3 separate regions of the Homo sapiens genome follow, and all the other regions are linked to region 3. A link is an interaction called in ENCODE POLR2A ChIA-PET data of the cell type or tissue named here. Cell type or tissue: HepG2. All regions are shown on one strand.

What was found. Peaks named below come from ENCODE experiments on the same cell type or tissue, not always from the same donor. Only the 100,000 strongest peaks of a DNase experiment are listed, where the experiment ranks them.
Region 1: POLR2A ChIA-PET joins it to region 3 with 6 read pairs; 2 of 35 experiments call an interaction of 5 or more read pairs at or near these places.
Region 2: POLR2A ChIA-PET joins it to region 3 with 15 read pairs; 1 of 35 experiments calls an interaction of 5 or more read pairs at or near these places.

Annotation. Positions count from the first base shown.
Region 1 is chr10:75,954,317-75,959,316 of GRCh38, forward strand. All of the region lies in intron 2 of LRMDA (leucine rich melanocyte differentiation associated), which reads left to right. Among named protein-coding and RNA genes, the nearest start is that of MIR606, 400 kb to the left of the region's middle. In HepG2, no CTCF peak of the experiment used is centred here; no DNase peak of the experiment used is centred here.
Region 2 is chr10:75,774,558-75,779,557 of GRCh38, forward strand. All of the region lies in intron 2 of LRMDA (leucine rich melanocyte differentiation associated), which reads left to right. Among named protein-coding and RNA genes, the nearest start is that of MIR606, 220 kb to the left of the region's middle. RefSeq lists an enhancer at 214-508. In HepG2, no CTCF peak of the experiment used is centred here; a DNase peak (open chromatin) is centred at 2,414.
Region 3 is chr10:76,024,115-76,029,114 of GRCh38, forward strand. All of the region lies in intron 2 of LRMDA (leucine rich melanocyte differentiation associated), which reads left to right. Among named protein-coding and RNA genes, the nearest start is that of MIR606, 470 kb to the left of the region's middle. In HepG2, a CTCF peak has its summit at 2,976; DNase peaks (open chromatin) are centred at 837, 2,267 and 3,029.

The DNA.
Region 1 (5,000 bases), 70 kb before region 3:
CCTGACCAAGGTCTATCCCGATGATAGGCAGCCCCCCACCGTAAGCTCATATGCAGCCCCAAAAGAAGGGAATGCAGTTCTGGGAAGATAATATAATAAATGCTTGCTAAAAGTCATACTGCATCTCATGTTGCTAAAATGCATGTTTTTCACATTTTATGACTCTGAAATGGGGGTGCATCTTTCCAAAGCATGGTGACTTCTGAAAGAAAGCTGCTGGCCAGGGTCTGCCATGTTTGTCTCTGCCTATGCTTGGGCAGCCTTGGCAGCTGTTCCTGGTGGCTCCTCTCAACTGTAACCCCTAGGGTTTCAGTCAGCAAACCACTGAACGGCCATTTGAGGAAAGATTCTAAGTCTAGTTATTGTCTGAAAACCTTCTGTTGACATTTCCTGGTAAGATTGAGAAAGTGCTAGTATCAAAACTTGCAGAACGCTTGTTGGCGGCTGCAGCAGCTATGCTCTTGAGTGACAGAGAAGATGATATTTTGTGTGAGAAACACAAACATCGATAAACTCTGAGTTGAAAATTGATTCTGAAAAGTCAGGCAGTGAGTGGGAGAAGTTTTGGGAATGCTTTATTCCATGTATTTCACCTATGTATATTTTTATGAATGCACACAAGTGATAAAAGTCTGTGTCTACATTAATCCAAAAGAGCTATTTTAATAAGTATAAAATAAAAATGCCAAGTGATTGGAAAGCATTGTGTGGCAGTTTAATTGCTTTGTTTTTCTCAGTGTTACATAAAATCATGCTGTATTAAAATCAACGGCACATTAGATTCATATAATTTTAAATAAAACATTTTAGTATATTACACATTGGTTATCTTGTAAGATAGGGATATTTTACTTGGAAAAGTGGAGACTGGGGTTTTGGCATTGTGATGGGCTGCAAAAATTGGTGTCTTTTAAAATTCAGAATTGCTGAGGTGTCTGTTGATTAGACTGTAAGAGAAAGGACTGAATGCTTGATGCAGGTTGAAATTGTGCCAATCATGTGTCCCAGCCTCCATGCTCCACAAACATTTACTGCCACTCTCTGCCACCTGAGATGCCTCTGGGCTCTCACCTGGAATCTGTGATTAAACATGAGTTGGTTGGGAGGTGAGGCATTGAGACCATGAGTGGTTGGGGTAGGTGTCCTTGGAATTTATAACATGGCTTTGCTTTGTTTCTGGCCCAAGGTGGTATTCTGCTGTCACAGAAAGAACACACCAGACCACATTTTCATGGCATCTTTACCATTACCTAGCTGTGAGACTTTGATCTCAATATTTACCTGCTTTGGCAGTCTCTATTTCTGCATTAATGTAACAAAAGAGCTAAACTATAGTGCCTCAAATTTTGTTTCTAGCACTAATATTTTGTTTTCAAAAAATGTGCTCAGTGTCTCCCTTGTTGCATTTCTTTGACTTCTCATTTCTGGTATACATTTGTTCGTATTTTTGGAGTTCCTGTGGCTTGCTGAGCCCTATGCTGAGTTATGCATGGGAGAAAAGCTGAAGATGGTATCCTTATCCTCAGGGAGCTCTTCCATGGCATTTCAGAGAGAGGATAGATATCTGAAAATGGGAGTATGTCTTTATTTTTAATATAGCATGAAAAAAGAAAGTTTATTAGTTATCTATTGCAATGTAATACATTACTACAAAACCTAGTAGCTTAAACCAATTTATATTTATTATCTCCTAATTTCTATGGGCAAGGGATTTAGTAGCAACTTAGATAAGTGGTTCTAGCTCAGGGTCTCTAAAGAAATTGTAGTCAAGATATATTGTCAGGACTGCAGTCACCTGAAGGCTTGACTGGAGCTAGAGGATATGCTTCCAAAATGGCTGACTTGCACAAATGTTTGCAGGAACTCTCACTTCCTTTTGAAAATGGGAGTATTTCAAAGACCATGTGAGTAAGTAGATAGCAGAATGAACTGTGTGGATTATTAGGAAATACAGTCTTCTGGAGAGGGTTTTGTTTTGTTTAGCAGAGAACAAGCTGGAGGATGAGGGTTAAATGGTCTGTGAACTTAAATAAATCAGCAGCGCTTATTGTGTTTGTCTATTGGGGTCTCTGAATTGCCTCTCATTTGTCCTCATTCTGGGCATTCAAATGGGGCTGGTGTCAGCTACAAAACACATAAGGACCTGTAGGCACCGTTTTTTGCTCTGGGCTTAAACACCTCTGAAACTCAAAATGGGAATTGGATGTCTGAGCCCCCTTTATTCTACCACCATCACTGTACAAGTGTGGTCCCTGCCATAGCTAGTTCAGGGTCCTCTAATGCCCGTAGTCTTTCTCTGTCCTGAGGTCATCATGGGGCCCAGGCTGCTTCTACCTGGTTGCTCTGTCGTTCTTTAACTGGTCATTCTTGTCTTTGTGGCCAAAGCTGGCTTACCAGCACAGCATTTGTGCTGTATTTCATGGGAAGAAGGGAGGCAGCATGAAGCACAGCCAGCTTCCTTTTTAAGGATATGACATCAACTTGCACACAGCACTTCACTGATATTCCATTAGCTTGATCTTAGTCACATGGCTTCACCCAGCTGCAAGGGTAGCTGGGAGATGTAGTCTCTAACTGGGCTACCGTGGACTTTTCCCCATGAAGAAGTGTGCAAGGAGGCAGTTACTTGTCTGCCACAACTGCTACCACTGAAATCTTTGCTTTGTTTGCCTTCTTTTACACTAAGCAATGAGTTCCTTGCAACTAGCATTTATACTTTTTTAATGGTCACAGTGTTTATAATAGAACTTAGTTCATGGTAGATACTTAAGAAGTGTTTGCTAAATGAGGGAAACAATCCATGAATGAGCGAAGAAATGCACTGATGATGGCACACACTATTTGGGGCCCTTCTTTCTTGTATCCTAAGAAATAGTCTTTGTATTTGAGTACATTTAGCTGAACCGTTAGTGGGCTATGCTGAGTTCAACCTGTAAGAGGATGCTTGGCTTCATCTGCCATGTGGTCTTTGAACCCAGGACTGGGGAGATGAAGGAATATTTCATTAATCCTTGCACCATTTAGTCTCCTTATCAAATGGCCCAGGCCTATTCTTTGTTACAGACAACAATGAAGGGTGCCTTTAAGAAATCTCCAGTGAGTACCGAGGCATTGCAGATTAGGTCAGTAGAACTGCTGCTAGGTTGAGCATGATGGATGAGCAGGAGAATGAGTTTCTGCTGCACGGTATTGTGAAATCTTTTCATTGTCACCAACGGGCCTATGAGGAACTGATGAATGAGGGAGCAAGTGTCAGAAACGCCCTTCCTTGCCCCAGTACAGTTTTAATATCTCCCTGAGCTACAGGATGAGTATTGATAAAAGTAAAGTTTAAAAATAGCCACGGAGTGATGGGTAGCCATGATTTAAGGAGAACAGCAATGGGGTTAGAGAGGGTTCATTTTCTTGAAAGTGCATGAGCGGGAGAGAGTGAGAGGAGGAGAGAAGCAGGAGAGCTGGACTGTGAGGGGAAAGAGCAGGAGGCTTTTATAAGAAGCTAATGTGATGAGGATGACGAGGGCTTTGATGGATGAGTTAGCTCCATCTGGTCGCAGTATATGTAATAAATAGCTGTGCTCGGGTTTGACCTCTCCCTTACCAGACACATCTTTCTCTTTGGGGATATCCAGGAGGGAGCTTCCATTAGAGTAAAGAACCCGTCATGAGCCAGAGCTGAGGATGTTTATGGGCTTGTGCAGAGGGCAAAAAGGAGATGGTATCCAAGTTACAGGTTTATAAACTGAAAACTGTAGCCTGTGCGCCTTGCTGACGATGGTGCTGGTGACAGAAATGCATTTCCAGGGTTACACTGCTACTTATGTGAGGAGGAGAAGGATGGGAGGAGGAGGGTGGCTGAGGGGTGGCCAGCAGCCCCAAGGGCTGCTTCAGGTACATCCTGGTTTCTTGCTTATTGCATAAACAGGGCGCCTTTGTCACACCTTCCCTTTGCTGTGAGCAAATGTTAAATTAAGCTGGAATTGAATAGGTCTGTAACTAGGTATATAATTCTTAACTGGGATGGTTTGGGAATGCGGTATTCCGGTCAATTCAATTTTCCGGTTACCTTGTTAGAAACATTATAAAATGTGTTTGCTCATATTCCTGCCTTAGAAAATTCACAAGAGTGAATTGATCATTGCAGGCATTTGTGTTGGTTTTGGCATATCATTTTACACATCAGTGATTGTTGCCTTCCCCTGAAGATATAAAATGTGTCCTGGCCTGGAGCATCCCCTAAGAGTTCAGGTTGAAAAAAAACCTGCCCACTTTCTCTAATAAGTGTAGAGTTTTGATTTTTAATAATTTTTTGGATAATTGATGTTTTATGGATTTCTATTCAAGAAATGAAGGAAAAGGGAATAGAATTTGCTACTGGGTTGTATAGCTGAGAGTAAGTTTGGAGAGTGTATTAGTCCGTTTTCACATTGCTGATAAAGACATACCCGAGACTCGGTAATTTATAAAGAAAAAGAGGTTTAATGGACTCACAGTTCCACATGGCTGGGGAGGCCTCACAATCGTGGCAGAAGGTGGAAGGCTGAAGGTGAAAGGCACATCGTACATGGTGGCAGATGAGAGAAATGAGAACCAAGTGAAAGGGGTTTCCCCATATACAACCATCAGATCTCGTGAGACTTACTACCGCGAGAACAGTATGGGAGAAGCTGCCCTCATGATTTAATTATCTCCCACCGGGTCTCTCCCACAACACATGGTAATTATGGAAGCTACAATTCAAGATGAGATTTGGGTGGAGACACAGCCAAACCATATCAGAGAGCAAATGGATCCGCCTTAAGAGTAAGTGGCAGATCTGAGAAATCAGCTTGTTTGTTTCTTTGGGATCAAAAGGCTCTTAGAGAAAACCTAGTTAGAAGGTCCTCCCGCCCCATTTCCCCAGTCTTCATGGAGGAGCTGCTTGGATGCCAGGACCAGGTCCCTGGTGCAGCAAGCCTGCTGCAACATTGCCAAGTGTGGGAGAGGGACCGGGTTTTGGGCAG
Region 2 (5,000 bases), 250 kb before region 3:
GAGCAGACTGTTTTATAGACAAGCAGAAGGATATAGTAGATTTATGACAAAGCATATTACCATAATGTAACCATGCTTGGAAAACTGTGTGGCTTCTCAACTCAAAAAATAAACTAGTGATCAGTAGCCTATCTCAAACACTTTTTTTTTTGCTTTATTTATATCTGGTTTCATTCTGAAAACAGCAAGACAACTGACAAGTTAAATAAGATATTACCACTAAATAACAACGTACCCACGGCAGTTTTCCCAGATCCTTGAGGGCAGCTTAGACATATTGGCTCTTTGATTTTTAGAACTTAAGCAGGGATGAAAGCTCTCCATAAAGGGTCATTGTTTCCAAAATGGAGCTTTCCAGGCTGGAAGGAAACAAGGCTTTCAAGAATGATATCAGCGGTGGGAGGTGTGGGGGAGGATCCCCTGGCCTAGCCTCAGTCGGGAAGTGGTTTATCTACATTCACTTAGCTCTGTCCTAGTCAATTGAAACCAACTGGCCATTAACTTTTCCTTCACAGAAGTGGATTGTTCTTCCACTGTAGATTTTGTGGGGCCTTCCTGAGAGGGGCCTATCAAGAAGGTTAGGCCTGTCCACACAAGGATTCTCCATGTTATTTTTATAGGAAGAGGTCAGATTTAGCCTTTGCAATTCTTTTGGTCTGACTCAAACAAGCATTGGAGATTTTCCTCTTATAAATCTGTTTTTTTGAGATGGGGTCTTGCTATGTTGCCCAGGCTGGAGTGTAACAGCTATTCATAGGTGCAACCACAGCACACTACAGCCTCAAACTCCTGAGCTCAAGCAATCCTCTTGCATCAACCTCTCCAGTAGCTGGGACTACAGGCATGCACAACTGTGCCCGGCTTCCTTTTATAAATAGGTTTTCAGCTTGCAAAGAAATGAGCGACAGCTTATTGCATTGATTCTAACAGTGTTGTATCCTCAGGTATTGGAAAATTCCACTAGTGGTCAACATAATGGGTCATGATGTCCCATGTGGGGACTTAACCACAGTCAGTATGATCCTGGTCCAGTGGTCCCCCGAACATGTGTGAGTCATATGTAATGAGGATGTAAGCAGCTCTTGTGCGTGGGGAAACCTCCCACATCCCACTGAGGAGTCTCTGTTTGAGCTACTCCAAAGGAATCTCTTGGTGGCTCCACAGAGCAGTCTTCTTGTTCCCACCTCAATTCTTATGGCATTGTCCAAGGTAGCAATGTTCCTGGCTGTCTTTTCACAGTCTTACTTTCAAGGAGCTCCAAAACCTCTAGAGATCTCCAGCGTAGAGGTAGACCTGGAAACATGACAAGTGCAGGCCTTGGGGATGCTGACTTAAGATTCTGAGGCAGAAGAAAAGTGTAGAGAGCACACTCCTCTGTTTGCCTCAGACCTGGGGGCCAGGACACTGAGCCTGCTATGAATACCCAGCTTGAGGAGTTTAGTTAGCAAACCATGAGGCTACTATAATTTGCTTTAATATCTGCCTCTTTCCCTTTGCTGTTGATATTAATTAACCTTACCCCAAACTCAAGGAGAAGCAGAGAAGAAGCTATTTACAACTTCCTTTATTATTGATCAACTCAGAACCACATTCATTCAGTGCCACTTAGATGCTGAACACTGAGGAAAGCATTGTGGACCAATGATGGAGAAAGCCTTTTACAACTGCTGCTATTGCTGCTTTTTCTCTCGAGAACTTGAGAATTTGGGTCCTGGAAGAACTCACAGAGATGATTCAGTCCAGTAGTTCGCAAGGTTCTAGAAATCATCTGGGGGCATATTGGAGGAAGAAGGGACCCTGATCCACTCTCAGAAACCACTAGGTTTTCCTGTACTATTTGTTGGACTTGATTTGGAAAAAGAGTTCTGCATGCCAACATAAGCTTGAAATGCAGCCTTCTTATTTTACAAAGGGGGAAACTGAGGTTCATGGGCCAGAAGGAACTTAAGATGGAAATTTGGGGATTATTTCCCATTCCATGTTTGGCTGTATCCCTGTAATATTTTCAGTGCTATTTTGGGATTCATATTTGTATCAGTTACCAGAGATTGGTTCCCCTAAGTAAATCAATTGGACACTATTAGCAAGGGAATTGCATGCTGTACATTTTACCCTGTCTTAGAGAGAAGAAAAGTTCCTATCTCCTGTTTGCATATCTTTTATGAAAACAATTTAAACCGCACCTGTTTAAACCTTTCCACAGAAATGTCTGAAAGGTAAACAGTTGGTTTTGGAGCAGCTATAACGTGGCATTGTTTAACATGGCAGCTCACTGATGGTTGTCTTTAATTATGGCCGTGCTGTCAACCCCTGAAGTCCCTGCTCTTTGTTGTAGATCCGATATGACGTTTGAGGTTTTCAAAGCTGCAGAGATGAAAGAATCAACAGTCAAATATTGCTCATTCTGATATGCTTAAGGAGCGAGGAGGGGGCATTGCCCATGAGGGCTGCAGAGCCGGGGAGGGAAAGCTGGTGCCCTCTGCTTTTGATGGCAACCTTGAGTGGGGAGCCGGGTTTACTCTGTTTGTAAGGGAGCAGGGCCAAGGCTGGGGGAGACGGAAATGATTTATTCAGTGATGGTAAACAAGTGCAGAGTACAGGCTGCCGAGCTGTGCAGGGCTGGTGGGAAAGCTGGCTGTCTCTTGCCCCCAGCAGTTTGAACATTAAAGATGTGAAGCTCAAAGCAGACCCAACAAGGCTTTCTGGAACCTCCCCCAGCCCCTTCCATTTCCTTTGTCTTCAATCTCCCAGAGCTGTGTGTCTCTGGGCCATCACATACTGCTGCTATTCAGGGTGTTAATTGTGGGTTGGTCCCATCTCAGACCAAAGGTAGCCTTTTGGGGGCTGCTTCAGTCTGGCTCCTGTTATTGCTAACATGGGTTGCCACTAGCTCTTTTCTCAGACAGAGCTGTCCCATGGCATCTGTGCCTGGCAGAGCAGTCTCCTGCTTCTGCAACAAGCTGCTTTTGTTGAAGGGCTATGTCTTCAGAATCTGTTTAGGTGTGTGAGCCACCTCTGCTGGGTACCCTCCTGACTGGGGACCTACTTTTTCACTTCACTCCCAGCTCCCACTTGAGAGGCATTGTGGTCTAGCGGTTAAGAGTGCTGGCCTTAGCCAGGCTGCCGGGATCTGAATCCTGGTCTTGCCACTCACTAGTTCTGTGATTTGGGGCAGGTTTCTCTGGGTTTGTTTCCTCCTTGTAAGATGGTAGTAACAGTGGAACACATGTTGTGGTCATGATGAAGGCTATGTGACTTAATATATAGGATAGTGTCCAGCACAAAGCAGGTGCTATAAATATATATTTATATATAACACAGATAGTGAATAGTTATATATAATGCACATATATGCTATATGATGTATAATGTATAATTTATATATTCACACAATTATAAGAGTAAGTTTAACTGGCCCAGCAGGGGAGGGAACAGTAAACACACTATAATCTGATTCATTTCTGGGGAGATCCACCCTAGCCCCAGAGTAGAGATGAATCTTCCCTCTTGTCCATCTATTTCTTTCTTTCTTTTTTTTGAGACAGGGTCTCACTCTGTCACCTAGGCTGGAGTACAGTGACGTGATCTTGGCTCACTGCAACCTCTGCCTCCTGGGTTCTGGTGATTCTCCTGCCTCAGCCCCCTGAGTAGGTGGGACTACAGGTGCACGCCACCATGCCCAGATAATTTTTGTATTTTTAGTAGGGACGGGGTTCCACCATGTTGGCCAAGATGATCTCGAACTCCTGGCCTCAAGTGATCCTCTGACCTCATCCTCCCAAAGTGCTGGGATTACAGACATGAGCCACCATGCCTGGCCTTGTCCGTCTATTTTTTAAGTATTTCAACTTCTGCCACCTTCCCCCTGCTCTGTGAGTATTCCTAGCTCACTGATACTTGCCCGTTAATTGTGAACATCCATGTTATTGGAGGCCAGATCCTGTCTTAATCATGGAAACTTTTCATTCTCTGCTTTCTCTGTAGTCAATCAATGAGGATGGGGGAGGCACCTGTGGTCAGCTTGGCATGGTGCTGCCTGCTGTGGGGTTTACAGAAGTAGGATCAGACATAACTCCTACCTTTAGAGAACTTTCAATGAAACTGGAAAATCAAAATGAACTCTCATGAAATATTTAAGAGCAACACTCACCTGGTTAAAGAGATTAGTCAGTTTATTCACTATCTTGTCACTATTTCCAAGGAATAGACTAGCAGTATCTAAAAGGATGAACTAGAGAAAAGGCAGAAGTGCTTTCTGCCTTGGAGAGGGTTGAGACCAGTGCTGAAGGTCATGGTTTCACAAGAACTTAGCTATTACCTTGGGCCAGAAGGGAAGGGATCCAAGTAGGAATAAATTGGCCTATTTGTAGGAATAAGGGAAGTTCACATTTATCTGGGAATGACTGTGATCAGAGCACCCAGCTAGATGTATGTCTAGTATCATTTAATCCTCCCAGCTAGCCTCTGGAATAGGTGGTATTAAATGGTTCTTTTGTAAAGGTAGGAGAGCTAGGGTTCTGTGATAATAAGTAATATTTTAAAGTATCATAGCCATTAAGTTTGCAGAGCTGAGAAATTTTTACACAAGTCAGCATGACTCTAAAATCTTGTGCTCTTTTCACTTCTGTAAGAAAGGGACACTAGCTACTGTTTTTCTCATTTCAGTTTTGGATGAATTAAGCTAGAAAACATTTATATTTGACCCCTTTTGCCCCTCTCCCCCACCCCAATAAAAGCAAGAAATAACTACCATTGGCCACCACATTCTCCTCTGGGACCAGTAGAGAAAACAGTGATATTATCAGCAAAAGCCTAATTACACTACCCAGGAAAAACAAGAAACCTCCCAAAGTCATGTCCAAGCCAAGCAAAGCTCTGGGAGAAATTCCTGGGACATTCAGCAAGAGCAACCTAAAAGGGCTTTTGAGCAGAAATTGAAGCCAAATAAAAATACTGCATGCTAGCCCTGGGCCCATAAACAGTACTGGAATTGCAGAGCT
Region 3 (5,000 bases):
CTAGATTTGCGTTTGGCCTCATTGAGTTGACAAGATATTCCTCATCAGAACAACACATTCCCTATGAAAACACCACACTGGCTTCCTGCTGCCATGAGCAGCAGTCAGATAACCAGAGAGGCAGACACAGAGGAAATAGCCTTGGTTCAGTGCTGGGAAAAACTCTTTTTCTCTATGCTGCACAACTGGAAACAGTTGATCTCGTCTCTGTCCCTAACATTGTTAGGTGCTAGTACACAGGGCCCAGGACATGCCATGAGAGGATCTGGAAAGCAAAGCTCACCAAATTATTCTTTGAGAGGTTTTGTGAACCATAGAGCTAGAGCTATTCTGGAAGAAAGAAAATGGCTCCGGTAGCAAGCCACTTTTGGAGGTCACCATATCTCCTGGGGCCTTCTTTCCTGCTGGAGACATAAAGCTATCTTGTAGTCTGGGACAGAAAACGTGTTTTCACCTTTTTCAGCCAATTAAGACCTCACAGAATCAACAGTTGGCACGTTTTTACTGGCTTTCCTGGCCTGAGTCCATTCCAGGGGGGCCCTGCCCGTGGGGAGCTGGTCTTTGGGCAAGTATTTGATTAGGGGCCCTTGGGGTCCCTGGGGCTTTGAGATCCAGCCGTGTAAATGTCTCCTTTTCTGGTTGGCTTGCAATGAGTAGACACCATCTGTTGAATTAAAAATTCCCTTTATGGAGGGTGGTGAAAGGCTTGTGTAGAAGAGACACTGTTATCTTTCAAGCAAACAGTTCATGAGGTTGAAGAGCAGCGTTCTTGGCCCAACATATGTTTGCCCAATGGCTGTGGGCGCCTCCCCCACCAGGCTCTGCATTCCGCCCCATGGCGAGGTGCACGCATACCATGGCTGCGGTACACCGTGTCCACTCTCACATCTCCCTAGCAAAGAAAACCCCCATTTATAGAACCCGCCAAACAAACTCACTCTTTAGACTCTTAAAAACAAACAAGATCCCGAGGCCACAGGCTCCATGCGTGCATGTGTGGTTTTGTAAAATCTCAAGCCGTGAATCAAAATAATTTCAGAGACATAGTCAAAGCCCAGGCCAAACCCTGTCACCAGGGTGGGAAAAAGACAGGAAAGATTCGCTTTGAGGAGGGAGGATAGCCCAGAGAAGGAGAATGATGGGAGCAAAACATGGAGGCTGTCCTTCATCTAGTATGTTCCTGGAGAGACACCTGCTCCTTGTCTCTGTCCTTAGGGACTTGCTATAATACCTTCAGGACAAGCATAGGAGGGATGGGCCAAAAACAGAAAGGGCTTACTACAGCCCTCATTGCTTTCCTCTCAACTTCCAGAGCTCATCTTATCCATGCTGCTTACTGATACGCTGTCCTGTATGGTGTCCCCTTATTCCAAGCCCAGCGTCTCTGTCTCCTTCATAGATGGTAAGAGCATTGAGAGCAGATTCCATGACTTGTGCATCATTTGTATCCCCAGATGCATGTGCTCACTGAATTCCTGTCATGTTGGAAATGGATACCACACCACATGCTTTTTGGTAGCAAATCAGCTTTCTGGACTGTAGCTTACTTGAGTGCCAGGATCAAGTTATCTCTTTTCCTTATGTTCCCTCACCACCAAATGTGGAATAAGGTATCAGCAGATGCTCAAAAGATTAGAATTCATTTGCATTGAGACTTAGCTCAAGCCCATCTCCTTCACCAGCCCCAGCCCCTTCTCAGAGTAGCACTAATCATCCCAATCTATTACCCTGCATTATCTGGTAACTGCTTCCCTGTCTATACCTACTACTTAATAGTAGGGGACTATTGCACAGTCATCCTTGTAGCTCCAGAGACTAGCAAAGTACTAAGCACAGAGTTGGCACTCAATACATTTTTATAAATGAATGAATGAACAAGCTATAGAGGTGTACCCCAAGGGGATCATTAGCAGATAAATCTCAAGCCAGTCCCACCTAATGCATACTTAACTTCAAAGGAAAAAAAAAATCTAAGAACTAGCTCTTTGGGAGATTCTTCTAGGAGCATCCATGGAGTACAGAGTGAAAGGAAAAAGAACTCGAAAACCATTTAGGTTCATCATTATATTAATAATTGAGGACGTACAATGAATGGGTTACAAAGCTACACACAGTGTTTGGATAAAGGATGTGGCGATGGTGAATTTCCATTTCTGGACCACAGCTAGAAAGTATGTAGAGGTAGTTTAACATAGTTGGGGAGCACTGCACTTTATGTACACAGGTTCTAAATGTGGCCTGGTGACTCATGTGTGTTTTCAGGTAGGCCACTTTACCTCTCTGGACATTAGTCATCTTCTGTGAAGTAGGGGGAGAGTGGAACAGCCTAAAATTCCTCTAGGATTCAAAGTCTATGAGTCTATAAGAAGACTATAATAGGGCATATTTTACACAAATAGAGCTGTAGCTCTAATATGTAGTTTACTTTCTATAAGAGGTCAGGGTGCAAACATGTGCCTTTTTATTATGGGCACATGTTACACCCTTCCCATAGTTAGGAAAATATTAAAGAAGCCTTGCACAGTCCCAGCTAGAAGAATGAGGCATAGAGTTTAGTGTGCTGGAACTCTGCTACCCTCTTCCTACCAGACTGACTCTTAAGGGACCCTTTGGCAAAGCAGAACTGACTTAACAGCCCTTATAAACTATAGTTATAAAGGAAGGAGCTCCAGTCAGATAACCATAGTATCTGGATAGAATATTAGAAGCCATCGAATCTGATCTCTATGAAGAAATTCCCTCTAAACATTCTCCATGATTTTAGCCTCTGTTCAAATAAGTATAGTGGCTCTGAGGGCAGCTCATCCTTTAGTGAACAGCTTCTCCATTTTGACAAGTTTCAAAAAATTGATTCAAGACATTTCCTCCCAGCTTACATAATTTTCTATTTGTTTTTGATTCTGCATTCTGGAACCCTGTAGGCTGAGGACTTTGAAATGACTAAGACTTCTCTGCTCCTGGTTAAGCAACTTTAGGACTGTCTCAATCACTGTTTCTTACACCCTTCACCTCCTGGTGGTTGTCCTTGGATGGTGTTTCTGAATGCAAATCCACCTTTGAATCTGGCACCTGGAATTCAAACAAAGCTCCAGGCACAGGCACTTAGGGGCCAGGAGAGTAGTAGAGTGGATTGGGATCAGATTTGCTTCTGTGGTGGTCACTGGCGATTCATACTAAGTCCTCTTCCCAGACACTGCTCTTTTTCTAAAGCTTCTACATGTTATGTATGTGGAATTGTCTTGTTTTATTTAAAAGGAATATTAACTGTGGTTTTTCCTGATTATAAAATGTATATTCATGATAGAAAATTTAGTAGCTAGAGAAAACTATTTGAAAATGACTGATAAACTCCTTACCTGGGGGTTAACGGTATGTATCTGGGAGATATAGATAGGTATCACACACATACACACACACACATAAATATATACATTTAAGTGTGTTTGTGTATGTGTGTACAGAATTGTTATAATGTCTCTGTGTACAAGATTGTATATTAACAGCAGTTTATAAACTAGAACAACTAAGAAAGATGACTTTGATGATTCTTAACCATTAACATGGAAGAAAATGCCCAGAAAAGCTTGGTGCAGATTAAAATTTGTGTGGAAAATGGTGAGGACCATATGGATGACTTTTAATTTTCATGCATGAGATCTTTGTGTGTGTACTATATTACATTGTGACTTAATTTGGGGTACTTAAATGTATAGCATGAAAATTGTACTGGCTCATTAGATAGCTGCCTACAATATTATTTTTAATTCCTGTGTAATATTTTATGATACAGATATATTGAGCTTTATTTAATCATTCTTCAATCCTTGGGCATTTAGGCTTGTTTGCAATGTTATTGTAAATGCTATAGTGAACATACTTGTACATAAACTTATACACATCTTTGATATTTACTGAATAAATTATTGGAATTGGAATTAGTGGATGCAAAGGTAATTATTTTTAAGTCTTTTAATATAAATTGCCATCCAGCAATTTCACTGTCTCATTAGTCTTGTGTTTGTTTGAAGTAAAAGCTTGACAAAACTATGTTAAAATCTAAGAAAAGGATATAAATATTTTTATTAGAATATTCTAGATTCCTAATAAAGCTGAAAATTTCTCCCATATTTTTATTATTGACAAATTTCCTTGTGAATTTTCCATCCAAGGTTTTTGGTCATTTTTCTGTTAGGGCTTCAGGTTTTCCTTAATGATTTATAAAAGCTCTTTCCATGTTAAGGGTGTTAAATCTTAGACTGTTAGAAGGGTTGCAAATATATTCCCAATTTTCATATTCCTTTTAATTTTTTCGAGTAAATATTTTTGGATAGTTGAACTTTATTATTTAGTTTACATTAGACACTGTGAAATTTCATCTTATTGAGCTGAAAAATGGTTGATTCTAACAGGATCATTTTGGATCCTACTGTATCTTTCTTAATATCTCTTTAGGGTCCTGTCCCCTATAAATGTGATAAACATCTCCTTAACCAAGCCACTGGCAAAAAACAAAAACAACAAAAAACAAAAAAATAAGATCAAAATCCCTAGAATCTACCCATAGAGCAATTTGAGCCATTAATCAGTATTCTTCAGGTACATTTTTGAAGCAGTTATGACTCTACTTCTACCTAAGATTGTCATTTTCTAGCCTACTTTTTGGCTTCCTGTCACAAAGATATTATGAGAAGCTTATTCAAAGCCTTTTTTTTTTTTTTTTTTGAGCCGAGTCTCACTCTGTCGCCAGGCTGAAGTACAGTGGCATGATCTCAGCTCACTGCAACCTCCACCTCCCAGGTTCAAGCGATTCTCCTGCCTCAGCCTCCCGAGTAGCTGGGACTACAGGCACGTGCCACCACGCCCAGCTAATTTTTGTATTTTTAGTAGAGACGAGGTTTCACCATGTTGGCCAGGATGGTCTTGATCTCTTGACCTCATGATCCACCCTCCTTGGCCTCCCAAAGTGCTGGGATTACAGGCATGAGCCATCATGCCTGGCC